2 separate regions of the Mus musculus genome follow, and region 2 is linked to region 1. A link is a loop called in an ENCODE intact Hi-C map of the cell type or tissue named here. Cell type or tissue: heart. All regions are shown on one strand.

Region 1 (8,000 bases):
GCGGGCCAAATAAACAGATATTTGTTTAGAATGTCAGAGCAGTACATGGTGTGTGTTTGAACTGTTTCGAAAGTAGGTGGATTTTACCTTTTAAATTTGAATATGAAAAGTTTTGTGGTCATGACTTTAAAGAAAAGCTTAGAACTTTATTTTCCTTGATCTGTTCTTTGATATTTAAAAAAAAATGGCTGAATCTAATCATCTGTGATCTCCTGTCTCTACAGGCCAGTAGTATCCTGGTGTAGAGGTCAAGGTATGGTCATATGAACGTGCTGCTAGGTTGTGATAGGAAGAGGAGGCCCTGACACTCTGTTCTTTGACTCAGATTGACACATTTGAGGACATTAATGCAAAGAAAGCAGATCCTCTCCTAGAGGAAAATTTAAGCATATTACAGCTTTGAGTAGTATTCTCCTCTCTGTGTTCATATATGTATTCACATGAACACATATATGTATGTGTGTGTGTGTGTTTATGTATGAACACATGTGTGTGTGTGTGTGTGTGTGTGTGTGTAGGCCAGAGGTGACATCTGGTATTTTTCTCAATCCCTTCTTTATCTTATTTTTTGAGACTCAGCCTCTCACTGAACCTCAAGTTCATTGGCAAGGAAGGCTGGTCAGCAGGTCCACAGATCCTTCTGCCCCCAATTCTCCAGTGCTGGGATTATAGGTGCATATGGGCACATCTGACTATTTATGTGTCTGTCAGGAATTTGATCTCAGTTCCCATGCTTATGGGACAAGCCATCTCCTCAGCCACTCCCCGTCCCCAAGCCACTTTGGTCAAAGGAAAGTTTAAGCAGAAAGGCCACACAATCTAACTTGTGGACAAAGGAGAATATCCCGGCACAGCTAGGAGGCCACTACACCCTGAGGTGGCTGAGACTTGGTGGTAACTGGGCCAAAGCTATGGCGGTAGGGATGGTAGGATGTAGTCAACCGTGCTGTGGTCTCTGAGTTGAGAACTCAAGTCTGGTTCTACAATGACAGGATGATATTGCTGACACAGTGGCAGGTTGCCATTGCTAACACACCGCTGTTGATGAGAGAAAGTTGGGTCTTCAGCTCTTCTCATTTCTCCAGCTTATTTTCCAGATCACATGGTCAAACACTTAGTTTTATGAGCTGACTAGTCCCTTCCAAAGCTCTTCAAGCTGATATGCTGCTGACTTAGAACAGAGTCAATAAATACCTGTGTCTCTATTCAGATTACACTGTCTTGTGGCTGGAAGCTTGGGCATTGAAAAAATGAAGTCTCTGTAAAATAGATGTCAGCGAGTGGAAGGAAACCTCAGGGTCTCCAGGCTGGCTTCCCTGTGGCCCACTGTGGGGAGCGGGTGTGGCGGCAGTCCCAAAGGCGCCAGGGACTGCAGCTAAGTCATATGACTTGCACCTGACTTCCTCATATAAGACACAAACATCTTGAGTGCTGCGCAGGTGTACCAGGATACAGGTGAATCCAATTTGGTGGAGATTTGCCCCTGCTGCCCTGATTAGCTGAAGCTGCGTGCCTGGTGAGGTGGCGTGGCCTGCTGTGCGTGGATGGGAACTGAGAGTATAAAAGAGTGAGAGGCCCAGGGTTCGGGGGAGATATAAAAACAAGGGAGATATATAAACAAGGGAGATATAAAAACAAGGGAGATATATAAACAAGGGAGATATAAACAGGGGAGATATAAACAGGGGAGATATATAAACAAGGGAGATATAAAAACAAGGGAGATATAAACAAGGGAGATATAAAAACAAGGGAGATATAAAAACAAGGGAGATATAAAAACAAGGGAGATATAAACAGGGGAGATATAAAAACAAGGGAGATATAAAAACAAGGGAGATATAAACAAGGAAGATATAAACAAGGGAGATATATGGAGAAAGAAGAAACAGGACTGAATAAATGTGTGCAGAAGGATCCTGTAGCAGCGTCGTTCTTCCTGGCCTGTTGGGCGCGCGCAAGAGTTGGTGCTGAGACCCGGGATGAGACGAGAAGACCTGGGACAAGAAGACCTGGGACGAGGAAACCCGGGAAAAGAAACATCTTCAGTCACGAGCGAAGACCCCCTGCTACAGGGAGGATTCAGAACTGCATCACAGGGAAGAAGGGGTTAATAAAGGTTCCCATAAAACAGACTGTTGAGAAGGATCCGGCGTGGATTCAGAACTCTTCAGCTGGGGAAAGGTACTGATGAAGAGAAAGAAGAGAGATGAAGACTGAATAAACTGCTGTTAGAAGGACTGGTGGTCGCATCGTTCTTGCTGGTCGAGAGCGGACGCGACAATTGGTGGCCTGTACGGGGAACCGACTCCCCCACCGAGTTCAGAACTTTCAGCAGTCAGTGGTTGCCGGCAGGGTAAGTTCATGGACCAGACGGAACCTCTTTGGGTGCCGGAGAGATTGGTGAGACGCTACAAGAATGAGGCTCCTGATCCAGTTGCCCCTGTGGATGTGGTGGATGATCCCACAAGCACAAAGGATGGAGCCGAGATGAGAGATCCTTTCGGTGTTCCAGAAGCGCCAATACCAGCTCGACATGACATTCAAATTTTTCCACGCTTTTTGATCCCTGAATTTCCCTTAAAGAGATAGCCCCTCTGGCTATCTATCCCTTGCTTCAGGGAAGATGAGCAGGGATGAGAGCCCTGGGATGTATGCTTGTTATAGTGTGTGTGTGTTTTGTGTTTGGCACATGTGTTAGGTGCAGAGTGTGCGGGTCCGCACTTTCGCCATGGTAGCGTAGGCTTTTGCTGCAGTGGAGGCGGGACAATCTCCTCAGATTCGGTTTGCCGCTCTAAAAGAAATTATGCTGCGTTATGCCATGGGTTGCGAGGCTAAGCACTGCACAGAGGATAGCTTGCTGTTGGCATCCTGTGGAAGGCACGTCTGATTGCATGAAGGTTCAGTGTCCTAGTTCCCTTCCCCCAGGAAAAACGACACAGGAGCTGGCCAAGACCTCTCTGGGTGATGAGCCTAAGGGATGGTTTTGTGTAGGGCCCCTATGCTTGCACACTGGGGATCAGACCTCTACCTTCACCCATGAGGCTTGCTTGCAGCAATTAAGATCTGGCCATAGGTTAAGTAACATCCTGGCCTTTTGATGCACCTGCTGCAAGCAAAACACAATCTCCCCAGGAGTGGCTTGGCATGATTGAGAGGTAGTCAGTGATAAGACTCCCTGGGCATGTCACCAACCTAAGACAGGGATCAAACCAATGCTGTTTGTCACCCAAGGACGGGTAAGGGGCATGGCTGCGGGGGGCTTTCTACAGACATTCTCTCTGCCAAAAAAGAAAAAAGGGGGAATTGTGGGGAGCGGGTGTGGCGGCAGTCCCAAAGGCGCCAGGGACTGCAGCTAAGTCATATGACTTGCACCTGACTTCCTCATATAAGACACAAACATCTTGAGTGCTGCGCAGGTGTACCAGGATACAGGTGAATCCAATTTGGTGGAGATTTGCCCCTGCTGCCCTGATTAGCTGAAGCTGCGTGCCTGGTGAGGTGGCGTGGCCTGCTGTGCGTGGATGGGAACTGAGAGTATAAAAGAGTGAGAGGCCCAGGGTTCGGGGGAGATATAAAAACAAGGGAGATATATAAACAAGGGAGATATAAAAACAAGGGAGATATAAAAACAAGGGAGATATATAAACAAGGGAGATATAAACAGGGGAGATATAAACAGGGGAGATATATAAACAAGGGAGATATAAAAACAAGGGAGATATAAACAAGGGAGATATAAAAACAAGGGAGATATAAAAACAAGGGAGATATAAAAACAAGGGAGATATAAACAGGGGAGATATAAAAACAAGGGAGATATAAAAACAAGGGAGATATAAACAAGGAAGATATAAACAAGGGAGATATATGGAGAAAGAAGAAACAGGACTGAATAAATGTGTGCAGAAGGATCCTGTAGCAGCGTCGTTCTTCCTGGCCTGTTGGGCGCGCGCAACAGCCCACCACTCACACAGTTTTTTTTTCCAACACTCTGAGACGACTTCAGCTTTAGGAAAAAACTCAGACATTTGTCATTCGAAATTCTTGACTCTTCCCTGCTTTACCCACTAGCTGGGGCCTTTCATCTGGGCTGTGAAATACTATGATAGATTTCTTTATTCCTTCTCCCACTTTTTTTTTTTCTTGAGGAAAGGAGAATGCTCGTGTTTTCTAAACCATTGCATCTCTGAGTTGAGAAGAAAGTGTTTGTTGCTTGTGAAAAATTAGCCAGTGGCTTAGCATGGTGTGCGTGTGTGTATGTGTGTGTGTGTGTGTGTGTGTGTGTCTTTGTGATCAACCAAGGGTCTTGGGAGGAGTAAGTGAATCCAAGTAGGAAGAAATGGGCAGAAAGAGGGAGAGGGAAGTTGACCTATCAGGGGAGTTAGTGCACCAAATAGATTTTAGGGGACTGGGATGGGGGGCAGGGGACTGACAGTTTGGAGTCGCCCATGAACAGGACTAATTCTAGATGCAGAGCTCAGCCTGTTCACCAGCAATTTTCTGTGGGTCTCAGGAAGTCAGAATATAAGTGACACTATCTGGCAACCAGGAGGTGGCAGTAGAGGTCACCGCAAAGGGTCACACTTGGACTGTCATAAAAGACTGAGCTTTGTGCTGGCTAGTTTTACGCTACAAGCTAAAGTAATCTCAAAGGAAGGGACTTTCATGTGAGAAAATGCCTTCATAAGATTGGGCTGTAGGCAAGCCTGTAGGGCATTTTCTTAATTAGTGACTGATGGAGGAGGGCCCAGGGGAGGAAGGTGGTACTACCTCTGGGCTGATGGTCTTGGTTCTATAAGAAAGCAGGCTGAGCAAGCCAGGAGGACAAGCCAGGAAGCAGCACTCCTCCCAGGCCTCTAGGTCCCTTCCCTGCTTGAGTCTCTGCCCTGACTTCCTTTAATGATGGACTAAGATGTGGAAGCGTAAGCTAAGTAAACCCTTTCCTGCCTCAGATTGCTTTGTCCATGGTGTTTCATCACCACAGTAGCAACCCTAAAAGAAACAGAAATTGGTATCAGAATCATGGGAAGTTGCTGTGATAGGCCTGACTATGTTGTTTTGGAGGGTTGTGGAAGGACTTTGGAACTTTGGGCTAGAAAAGCCATTGAGTGTTGAGAGCTCTGGGCTATTCTGTAGGAGCTTGGATGGTAAGACTGTTGAGAGCCGTGCCGAACATGGAGGCCTGGCTTGTGAGGTTGCAGAGGAATGCAAAGACTCTACCAGGTCATTTGCCTGAAGACTCTGTAGTTCTGGTTAGCTGGGGCTGAAGAATCTGCTGTGGTTAACAAGATACCAGAAACACAAACCCGTGGTTTGCTGGGACAATGGATATGGATGAGCTGGGGCTGAAGACTCAGCTCTGAGTAAGAGACCAACATCATTAAGATGATAAGCTTTGTCTCAGACACAGCCAAGGTTGGCCTTCATGCTGGCAGCTGAACTTTGTAATGTGCAAGACTCAACCAGGCGGTATTGTTGGTGAAGGCATAGAGGGGTCACGGAGAGCAGCTAAGGCTTGGCACCATGAAGCAAGCCCAGGAGAGGTTATTGGTGAAACCCAATTGCAGCGGAATTGGTGAAACCCAATTGCAGCGGAAGACCCCAGCATTTGGAGATGCCAATACCATAGGATGATCATCAAGAAGAGCTGCAGCGGTGGAGTGGAGCCGGCCTGAGCTCAGAAGACAAGCTGTGTGTGCTGTAGAGCCAGAGAAGTGACCTGAGCCCATTAGACATTTTGTTATTTACACAGTTGGAGTTTGGTTTTGCTTTGTTGAGGTTGTAGCTGCCCTCCTGGTTCTTCCTCTTTGGAGTAAGAAAGCATTTAAGATACTTATTATTTTACAGCAGCCCATAGTTGAGAGATTTTTAACTTTTAAAGAAATTTTGGAATTTTACAAATTCTTTGGATTTCAAAACAGAATTTGGGTATTTTAAGAGACTTCAACCTTGCCGGGTGTGGTGGCTCACACCTTTAATCCCAGCACTTGGAAGGCAGAGGCAGGCGGATTTCTGAGTTCGAGGCCAGCCTGGTCTACAGAGTGAGTTCCAGAATAGCCAGGGCTGCACAGAGAAACCCTGTCTCGAAAAACCAAAACCAAAACCAAAAAAAAAAAAAAAAAAAAAAAGAAAAAAGAAAAAAGAAAAAAGGAGACTTCGACCTTTTTGTATGAAATTTTAAAGATTGGGATTTTTAAAGCTTGAAATGTTTTATATTGTAATGTTCGTAGTAACGTGTGATCTTGGGGGTGAATGGGACAAGAAAGGTTGTGGCTCAACAGTGATGTGCTTGTGTGCTGTGCTGCTTAGTGTATGTCAACTTGACATAAGCTGAAGTCATTTAGAGGAGGGAATGTCATTTAAAAATGCTTCCATACATCGTTCAAGAGAGCAGGCCATGCACCTTGCCTGGGTGGCACAGTCGAGCTGACCCTGGTGTTGGGGGCAGGGTGAGCTGGCCCTGGGGATATGAGCACAGGAGAGTTGGCCCTGCAATTCCTCTGTTGTGTGGAGGCATGGGTGAGGGAGAGATCATCTCCCTTCCTTGCCCCTCTGGCTGCAGCACTTGAGGGAGCAGCCTGCCCTGCCACTGGGCAGTGCAGTAGAGCTGGCCCTGTTGACATGGGTGAGAGGAGGCCAGCCCTGAGGGAGAGCTAGCCCTGCCCCTTGCAGGCTGAGGCATCAGGTGAGCTAGCCTGGTCAGTTCAGGAAAAAACACTGGTGATGTGGATGCAGGAGATCTGGCAGGCTGGTGAACTCAGCTACCACCCAGGTCTAGATCCGGGGCTTTGAGTTGGCCCACCCCAACAGCTACCCAATCTATGAAGTGCTGGAGAATATGAAGGGATCAGTCCTGCAGATACAAAAATGCAGGATTCCCATGACACAAGGCAACAACAGAATATTTTAGAGGAGTCCCAGAGAGGATCCAGTATTGATAGAGTAGCAGAAACCAGAGCCTTGAACCAGACTCATTACAATGAACATTTGCAAGTAAAGATGTGTAGACAAAAGAGTATGCTGTGTGAGACACTACAGCTTCCATAACAAGATTTTAAAAAAAAATCTTCTTTATTTCCTTTTTGGGGATTGAGGAGGAGGTTGCAAAAATGGAGGGCAGATATGAAGGGATGGGAAGATGAGTGGGATTCGCTTACATGATGTGAAACTCACAGAGTCAAAAAGTTAAAAAAAGATGCCTCTCCAAAAAAGAATGCTTCCATAAGATGGGGCTGTAGGCAAGCCTTTAAGGCATTTTATTAATCAGTGATTGATGTGGGAGGGACCAGTCCGTTGTGGGTGGGACCATCCCTGCACTGGTGGTTCTGGGTTCTATAAGACAGCAAGCTGAGCTAGCCAGAGTGAGCAAGCCAGTAAGCAGAGCATCTCCATAGCCTCTGCCTCAGCTCCTGCCTTCCAGTTCCTGTCCTAGCTTCCTTCAATAGTGGACTAAAACATGGAACTATAAGACAAGTAAGCCCATTCTTCCCAAGTTGCTTGGCATGGTGTTTCATCACAACTATAGAAACTCTAACTAAAACTAGATTGTAGAGTAGTTTTGGGGTGGCCTTGGCAGGTTCTGATGATAGTAGAAGAGGTCTCATAAATGGGGCCAAGGCATTTTGGCTTAATCTGTAGGCAAATAAAATGCTATTTACTAAAAGAAGAACTAGGCTTGGGAGGGAGAAGCACGTAGGGCTTAGAATAAGAAAGTTTGAGTCACTTAATGGACACCCAGATGCTAATGTCTGGGAAGGGCTTGGTCCTCTGAATGATGTTCAAGAAGATTAAGGAATTAAATTAGGGAGTCTCCATGGCAATTGAGATCCTTTCGCTATTCTAAATGATGGCAGTCTAAGCGATGTAGAGACAGAGATAAGATTCAAACTGATTAATAAAAAAATTAATCTTTTCTATTCAATAAGTTTGACCTTTATCCTTATATCCATTTCCATAAAAGAGGCTCCCCTAAATACCTTTTTAAAAAACATCAAAAA
Region 2 (8,000 bases), 480 kb after region 1:
CCCACAAATTGTATTGTGTTTCAAATGCACGGGGAGAACAAAGGAGAGCATTCTCCTACCACCTCTGTCTTTCCTCATTTTACTCAATAGCCCTGACTGATGCCTTCTCCTGAGAACATGGTATGTTCTGTTCTTTTCCCTACTCTCAACAAGGTGCTCCGAGTGACCGGTTTCACTCCTCTCTGCCTGAGGAAAAAGCAGTCCCCAAAGAAGTGGGTAGCAGCTTGAGTTGACCAAGCAAGTAGGACAGATCTTATTGAGCATTGAGGTTCTAGGATAACTAGAACATTATAATGAATATACTATTATTGCTGAACAGAGAAACCATTGTTAAGAAACTTTGGGGCAAACTCCTGGCCTATCAACCATATGTCATCATGAGCCACACCCACAAAGTAGGTACCTGCATCCTGTCTCTGTGTCCACGAAATTTTATCAAAGTATATTTTGTTTGTCAAACTAGGTGTCCAGTATCTTTGTTGTGAGGAAGTCTGAGAAATTTCACAGAAGCTGGTATAGTCGTATACGCCTTTAATCACAGCACTTGGAAGGCAGAGGCAGGTGGATTTCTGTGAGTTAGAGGGCAGCCTGGTCTACATTGTGAGTTCCAGGATAGCTGGAGCTACACAGTGAGACTTCATCTCATAAAAACAAAACAAAACAAAACAAAAAACAAAAACAAAGAAAACCCCAAACCAAACAAATCCCCCAAATATTTTAAAACATTTATTTTATTTTAAATCATGCATCTCTTCGTGTGGGTATGTATGCACAAGTACAAGGTAAACGGCATCAGATCCCCCGGAGCTAGAGTTATAGGCAGTTGTGAGCCACCCTACATGGATGCTGGGAATCCAACTCTACCAGAGCAACAAGTTGAGCCTTCTCTCTAGCTCCAGCATCATGGCTTTTAGAAGATAAAAGAGGACTGAAATAAATAATGAGGAAATAAATACATCCCTTGAGCCACCCACCCTGCTTGACTCAAGAAAACTAAGAGAGTGGTCAGCCCTCTAAACCTCTCATCTCAGCACTCGGGAGGTGAAGGAAAGAGGAGCTGGAGTTTAAGGTCTTCCTTCCCTGTGTGGCAAGTTCAAGGCCAGCCTACCCTACACAAGTCCTTGTCTCAAATACAAGAAAAAGAAAAGTAGGAGAATGTTTTGAGATACCGTAGTACAAACTGAGTGGTAGTGGCGCATGCCTCTAGTCCCAACACTCGGGAAGCAGAGGCAGGTGGACCTCTGTGAGTTCGAGGCCAGCCTGGTCTACAGAGTAGGTTCCAGGACAGCCAGGGCTACATAGAGAAACCCTGTCTTGAAAACAAATAAAAACAGAAATTATGGTATATAACTGCACCCAAAATGACTTTTTCTCATTTCAGGTCTTTAGCAGCACATTTCTTTTTATTTTAAGATTTATTTATTCTATGTAAGTACACTGTAGATGTCTTTAGACACACCAGAAGAGGGCATCAGATCTCATTACGGATGGTTGTGAGCCACCATGTGGTTGCTGGGATTGGAACTCAGGACCTTCGGAAGAGCAGTCAGTGCTCTTAACCGCTGAGCCATCTCACCAGCCCCTAGTGGCACATTTTATCACAGGAAATTACTATAATGTTCAAAGAAATCTTGTTGATGTCTAGATGAATATCCATATCTGATCAGAGAGCCTTTGATCCTTGTTATCTTTCCAGCAAATACAGCAAACAAATGATAACACTTAGATGACTGGTTACAGCTTAGCCAAATGGTGAAGAAGTTTTTGTAAGTTGGATTCATTGTTTATGAAAATAGAGTGATTTCAAGTCTTAATATGAAGGTGATTTTCAAATCTTATATGAAGTCTTATATGAAGGTGATTTTAAAAAAAGATTTATTTATTTATTTATTTATTTTATGTATATGAGTACAACATCACTGTCTTCAGACACACCAGAAGAGGGCATCTGATCTCATTACAGATGATTGTGAGCCACCATGTGGGTGCTGGGATTTGAACTCAGGACCTCTGGAACAGCAGCCAGTGCTCTTAACCACCGAGCCATCTCTCCAGCCCGAATTTTATTTTTAAATGTATTTTATCCCCTGCCTCTTTGTACAGACATAACTATATATCTTTTTTTTGTTGTTGTTTTTTTGTTTGTTTGTTTGTTTTGTTTTGTTTTTCGAGACAGGGTTTCTGTGTATAGCCCTGGCTGTCCTGGAACTCACTTTGTAGACCAGGCTGGCCTCGAACTCCGGAATCTCCCTGCCTCTGCCTCCCGAGTGCTGGGATTAAAGGCGTGAGCCTCCATGCCCGGCTATCTATCATTTTAAAACAAGTTGTTAGCATATTCCTGATGGTGGTCAACTACACACTGCCTCTGCTTGAAAACCTTTTTTTTAAAATCACTCCAAAGAGAACCTCATTAAGAAGTCACTGTCCCCCTTTCTCTGCTCTCCGCCCTGTCAATCACCAATCTGTTTTCAGCCTTTGTGGGTTTCACTATTCTGGATGAACCACGTAGATGCAGCTGTACAACCTGGGATCATGTCCCCTACTCCACTGCTTCCTACTGTTGAGCAACATTTCTTGGAACAGACATCATCACATGCATGTTCTTCCTTCCTTCCTTCCTTCCTCCCTCCCTCCCTCCCTCCCTCCCTCCCTCTCTCTCTTTCTTTCCCTTTCCTCCTCCTCCTCCTCCTCCTCCTCCTCCTCCTCCTCCTCCTTTGATTCAGGGTTCTACTCTGTAGCCCTAGCTGGACTCAGAACCTGTGATCTTTCTGCCTCAGCCTCTCAAGGCTGTGATGATCAAGCTGTGCCAAGCTCCTTGTATCATCCATCAAGCTTCTTGTATCCATTAGGCTACTATGAATACCATGCTATGCTAATGTGTGTGTGTGTTTCATTTTAGAAAATAAAAGATATATATATGTGTGGGTGTGTCTTTGCATGTGTGTTTGTGCACCGCTTGTGTTCTTGATGCCCACACAGGTTAGAAGGGTGTGTTGGATCCCCTGGAACTGGAGTTACAGATGGTTGTGAGTCGCCATGCTTACTATTTATTATTCAGGTGATTGTATTGCCTCCAGGTCTTTGGCCTGTGGAAAGAAAAGTACAACTTAAATGTAAGTTTTCTGCCCTCTAGTGGACGCTTTAAGTCATGGCCACACAAAATGCTGAGATGATTAACCCTACTTGAACAGATATATGGCTCCTGAAGTTTGGGAGTCTCACTGTGGCATGGAGACCCCTACCTGTTGTAGGGGCCCCTCCTGGGAAGCAGGGTGGTGCTGATGACATGTAGCTTCACACTTCTTGAGCTGCCATGGATAGATCAGCAGCAGCCTGACAAATGACCTAACCCTGAACATCTACCAACTCAGGGCCTCCATATAGGAAGGTAGGAGGCCCAGATACTAACGTTTTCAAAATGGCCAGGCAGTGGTGGCACATGCCTTTAATCCCAGCACTTGGAAGGCAGAGGCAGGTGGATTTCTGAGTTCGAGGCCAGCCTGGTTTGCCAAGTGAGTTCCAGGACAGCCAGGGCTACACAGAGAAACACTGTAAATAAATAAATAAATAAATAAATAAATAAATAAATAAATAAATAAAAAAAGCTTCTCAAGCCATGAGAAGAATGTGAACTGTTAGGTGAGGGGGGTCCCTTCAGGTATCCAGGCAGAGGAGCAAATGGCAAGGAAGAGATAAGAATGAAAAACCAATTGCAGATTGACTTCAACTTGCATCAGACTCCAGGGAGTCTAACACCAGGTGGTTTACTGCAGGCATATTTAAACATGATAGAATTTGGGAAATGGTCTCTAGGCAATGAGAATTCCCATAATTTCAATTCCAGTTGCACAATAAAGCTTAAGGTGTGATTACATACATACTCTTTTACAAAATATATGTGACCTAGCTAAAAGGCCTAGAATCTAGTATAGGCTCTGACCAATAGCATAGAGGTCATTGGGTCATAAAGTACACCCAACATCTCCCCTAAGGATGGATAATGGTTTAGGGCGAGTAAAACCCTCTTTAAATAATTGATAGGTTAAGGCTGGCAAGATGTCTCAGCTGGTAAATGCACTTGCTGCCAGGCCCAATGTCGTGTGTTCAACCCACAGAGTCTACATGCTATTCCCAGGAGTCTGGGATAATCCTTCTGGGGAATGGAGGTGAGGTCTGCCCCTATAGCAAAAGGTGGGTGAAGACTACCTTCACAGGTATCAAAAGGGTCAGCAGCTCGTTAACAAAACCCACTCTCAGCTTTCTGGGTAGGATACAGGGATTGGACTTTCTCTCCTCCACGGAGGAGATGCCCTGTGTGATTTACGTTCCTGGTTTTCTTACTGCTTCTCTGGGAGTACAAGGACTTCTGGGGCCTCAACAAGGAGTAGTCTGAAAATCAGAGCAAAGGATGTCGGATGTGGAAGTGGCCAGGACCACCTTCCATCCTAGTGAGACGGCAGGCACTTCAGGGAAGTTGTCTTAGTGACGTTTCTATCCCTGTGGTAGGACAACGTGAGCAAGGCAGCTTGTGGAAGCGTGGATTTGGAGCTAACAGGATCAGAAGGTGAGTTCATGACCGTGTGGTGGCGGGCATGGCAGCATGCAGGCAAGCAGGCAGCACTGGGGCAGTGGCTGAGAGCTTACATCCATACCATAAGGGAGCAAACTAGGAATATCATGGGCTTTTGAAAGCTCAAAACCCATCTCCAGTGACGCACCTTCTCCCACAAGGCCACACATCTTAATCTTTCCCAATCAGTTAACAGATCGGGACAATGTGAGTCCTCTAGGATCCTGTTTTCCTTCTTCCGGTCGGCTCATTCCGAATCAGATCAAGAGTCTCTCCCGGACGTTTGGGCCCACGTTCTGGAGATCTACCCTTTGTCTTAGCGATAGTCAGACGGCCACGGCGTTTGGGCCCACGTTCTGGAGATCTACCCTTTGTCTTAGCGATAGTCAGACGGCCACGGCTTTACTAGTAAGGGTAAGGGTTTCACATTAGTGCGGGATTCTCAATCTGGACTGAGTGTTAAGAACCACTTAAGTTGGGCCTGGTGGCTCATACCTGCAGCCCCTGCACTTGACCTGTGGAAGCGGGAAGATCAGGAGTGGAAAATCAACCTCAGCCACAAAGTGAATTTGACGGAAGCCTACATACACTGTAGGAGACTTTGTCTCAAAATCAAACCAAAACACAAACCAACCAACCAACCAACATACAAGGAAGCCCTCGAGAAGATGTCCTATGGAACACTCAGAGCTGTGAGGAAAGTGAGGGACAATTTTCTACTGTTTACTTAATAACCAAAACAGAGCCAACCAACCAACCAACCTACCTACCAACCAACCATCCAACCAACTAACCAACCAACCACCAACCAAAAGAGTTATGATGGTGGCTCATGCCCAGTGCTAGGAAGACTGAGTCAGGAGAATTGCTGTGAGTTTAAAACTAACCTAAGTAGCACATTAAGTTCTGGGCTGGAGAGATCTGCCTTAGCTACTTTTCTGCTGTGATGACAAAGTAACCTAACAAAAGTAATTTAAGAGAGAAAGGCTCAGCCGGGCAGTGGTGGCGCATGCCTTTAATCCCAGCACTCAGGAGGCAGAGGCAGGCAGAGCTCTATGAGTTCAAGGCCAGCCTGATGTACAGAGTGAATTCCAGGACAGCAGGGCTACACAGAGAAACCCTGTTTCAAAAAAACTGAGAGATGAGGGTGGGGGTGGGGTGGCAGCAATAGGGCATAAGTCTCTTGGTTGGGAGCACTGGGTGACAGGAGCAAGCAGCCAGTCTGTCACACTGCAGTAGCAGAGAGGGATCACAGGAAGCTGGTTCTCATTGTTGTACTTCCTCCATCAAGGCTCCATGTGCCAAAAGGTTTCACAACCTTCTCAAACGTCCCCAGCTGCTGAGAATCAGGTGTTCCCACACATGAGTCTATAGGGAACGGGTCATGTTCAAACCACAACAGACCCTGTCTCAAAACCAAAAAATAAAAACTTATGAAAAGAATCATCTGACGAGTGTCTCTAAAAAATGAAGTGTTCTGGGTTCATGTGACCTCTCTTCAGATCACAGGAGAGGGCAGTAGGGCCCAGTCATGAGTACTTTCGAAACTTGCCAAAGTGCAGTGGAAACCAAGAGCCGCTCAAGTATTGAAGTGGTTCTTTGTCATGCTGCTTGCTTTCCTTTAGAGCAATGTTTTGTCTGTTTACATTACAGGTATTTCTGGGGCTAGGGGGAGGAAGAAGAGAAGGGATCCCTTGGGGTCTGCATCTTCCTCAATTCTCTGCCCAGGGTCCTTGGCTCTGTCTTCATATAGGACCCAGACTGTGTGCATGCATCCCTGAACTCTGAACTTTCACACTGGTTCAGGGAAGCAAGGGTCATCCAACTGCACAGACTTTCAGCTTGAACTTGACTCACCCCCTCTGACCTGTAAGTTTGTGCTGTCTTGTTATTCAGGCTGTGAGCTTTTGCTTTCCAAGTCCTCTGCTCTGTTAGTCCTTTGCTCTGTAGGCATGTGAACGTGTGCATAGATCTCCATGTGTGCATGAAACTCCAGGAGAATCGATTGAAAGTGCCCAGTCCTAACATGAGCCAAACATTGGCTGTGCAGATCTGTAGCTTTATTTGACCATAAGAAAGCACATTAATACTCAGCCATATCGGCATCTGGGGAGTTTTGGATGTGGGAACAGCTTGCTTGGAGAGTTCTCTTCATTGTACTTTCTGCTCAGATGCACAAGGATGTTAGAATCTACTGCTCTGTTCTTTGTCTCTGACTTTGGGGTTTAACCTGGGACCTGTGTAGACTTTTGGAGTCCTTACATCATTCAAGGCAAGTTTCCCAATCTGCTTGCATCCTCGAAGGACATACTTCTTTTTTTTATTATTTTGTTTTAATTAAAATTTTATACAGTATTTTGATCATGTTTTCTCCTCCTTCTAGTCCTCCCAGATCTCCCCCCACTTCCTAACTTTATATTCTCTCTCTCTCTCTCTCTGGAAAAAAGTCCCCCCAAAAAGGAAAATTAACACAAACAAGCAATAGACCAATAAGACAAAAGACAAAAAACAAAAACAGCTCAAACAAAACAAAATGAAGTATGCACACACAAAAAATCCACATGACATTTCTTTTATTTTGGCCACTGTTCCTAGGCATGGGGTCCTGCCCTGGAGTGTAGTTGATATTCCAAGTAACACTCCATTGGAAACAATAAATTTTCCTTTTACCAGTGGCTGTCAATTGCATATAATTTATTGGTTGGAATCGGAGCTTGTGTCCACTTCCTCCTTTCAGTGCTGGGATTTCATCTGATTTGAATCTGTGAAGCTCTTGTGCATGCTGCCACAGTATCTGAATTCATATATCCTGTTGCGCCTGAAAGACATTGTTTCCTTGGAGTAATCCATCACTTCTGCCTCTTAGAATATTTCTGCCTTCTCTTTCACGTAAGACTCCAGGAAGCCTTGGCTTACCAGGGACCCCCTGAGTGAACCACTTGGAGCCAGGATCGATGCAAAAAGCAAGAGGAATTTATTGTTCCAGTGCGCTGGGGTTGTCCCAGACCTGATGGAGAGGCGGCGACCCCCAGCACCCATTCAGTGAGTTTTCCAGGGGCAGAACAGAGTGTCAGCAACTAGGCACAATATGATTGGCAGAACAGTGCACCCTTTAAACTGGTTGGTCTTTAGGGAATGAGGTGACAAGGACTTCCCTTGTCTGAAGGCGAGCGATGGTCAGCCCTGTGGAATGTGTCCCACCCGCAGGTCCATTCCCACCCTGTGGTCTGAGAAATGCTAATTAGCTTCTCCCTTCTGGAGGGGTGAGTGTTTCATGACCTTCCCAAAGTTCCTATGCTGACTTTTTCATTCCACATAGCCACCTGGACCCTTAAGAGTAAGAGTTGATGAAGACCTCACTTAGGACTACTTAGGACTGGTTGTTCCAAAGCCTCTCACTCTTTGCGTTAGTTTTCATCTATTGCCAGAA

What was found. A loop is a pair of places that touch in the nucleus more often than their neighbours do. Peaks named below come from ENCODE experiments on the same cell type or tissue, not always from the same donor. Only the 100,000 strongest peaks of a DNase experiment are listed, where the experiment ranks them.
Region 2: it touches region 1 in a loop (5-fold over the local background); 2 of 42 quality-filtered maps call a loop at or near these places.

Annotation. Positions count from the first base shown.
Region 1 is chr4:57,447,506-57,455,505 of GRCm38, forward strand. It overlaps a transcript of Pakap not described here. Among named protein-coding and RNA genes, the nearest start is that of 1700042G15Rik, 87 kb to the left of the region's middle. In heart, a CTCF peak has its summit at 4,560 (motif pointing right); no DNase peak of the experiment used is centred here; H3K27ac peaks cover 389 bases.
Region 2 is chr4:57,924,868-57,932,867 of GRCm38, forward strand. No RefSeq gene overlaps it. Among named protein-coding and RNA genes, the nearest start is that of Gm52700, 4.0 kb to the left of the region's middle. In heart, a CTCF peak has its summit at 3,143 (motif pointing left); a DNase peak (open chromatin) is centred at 5,864.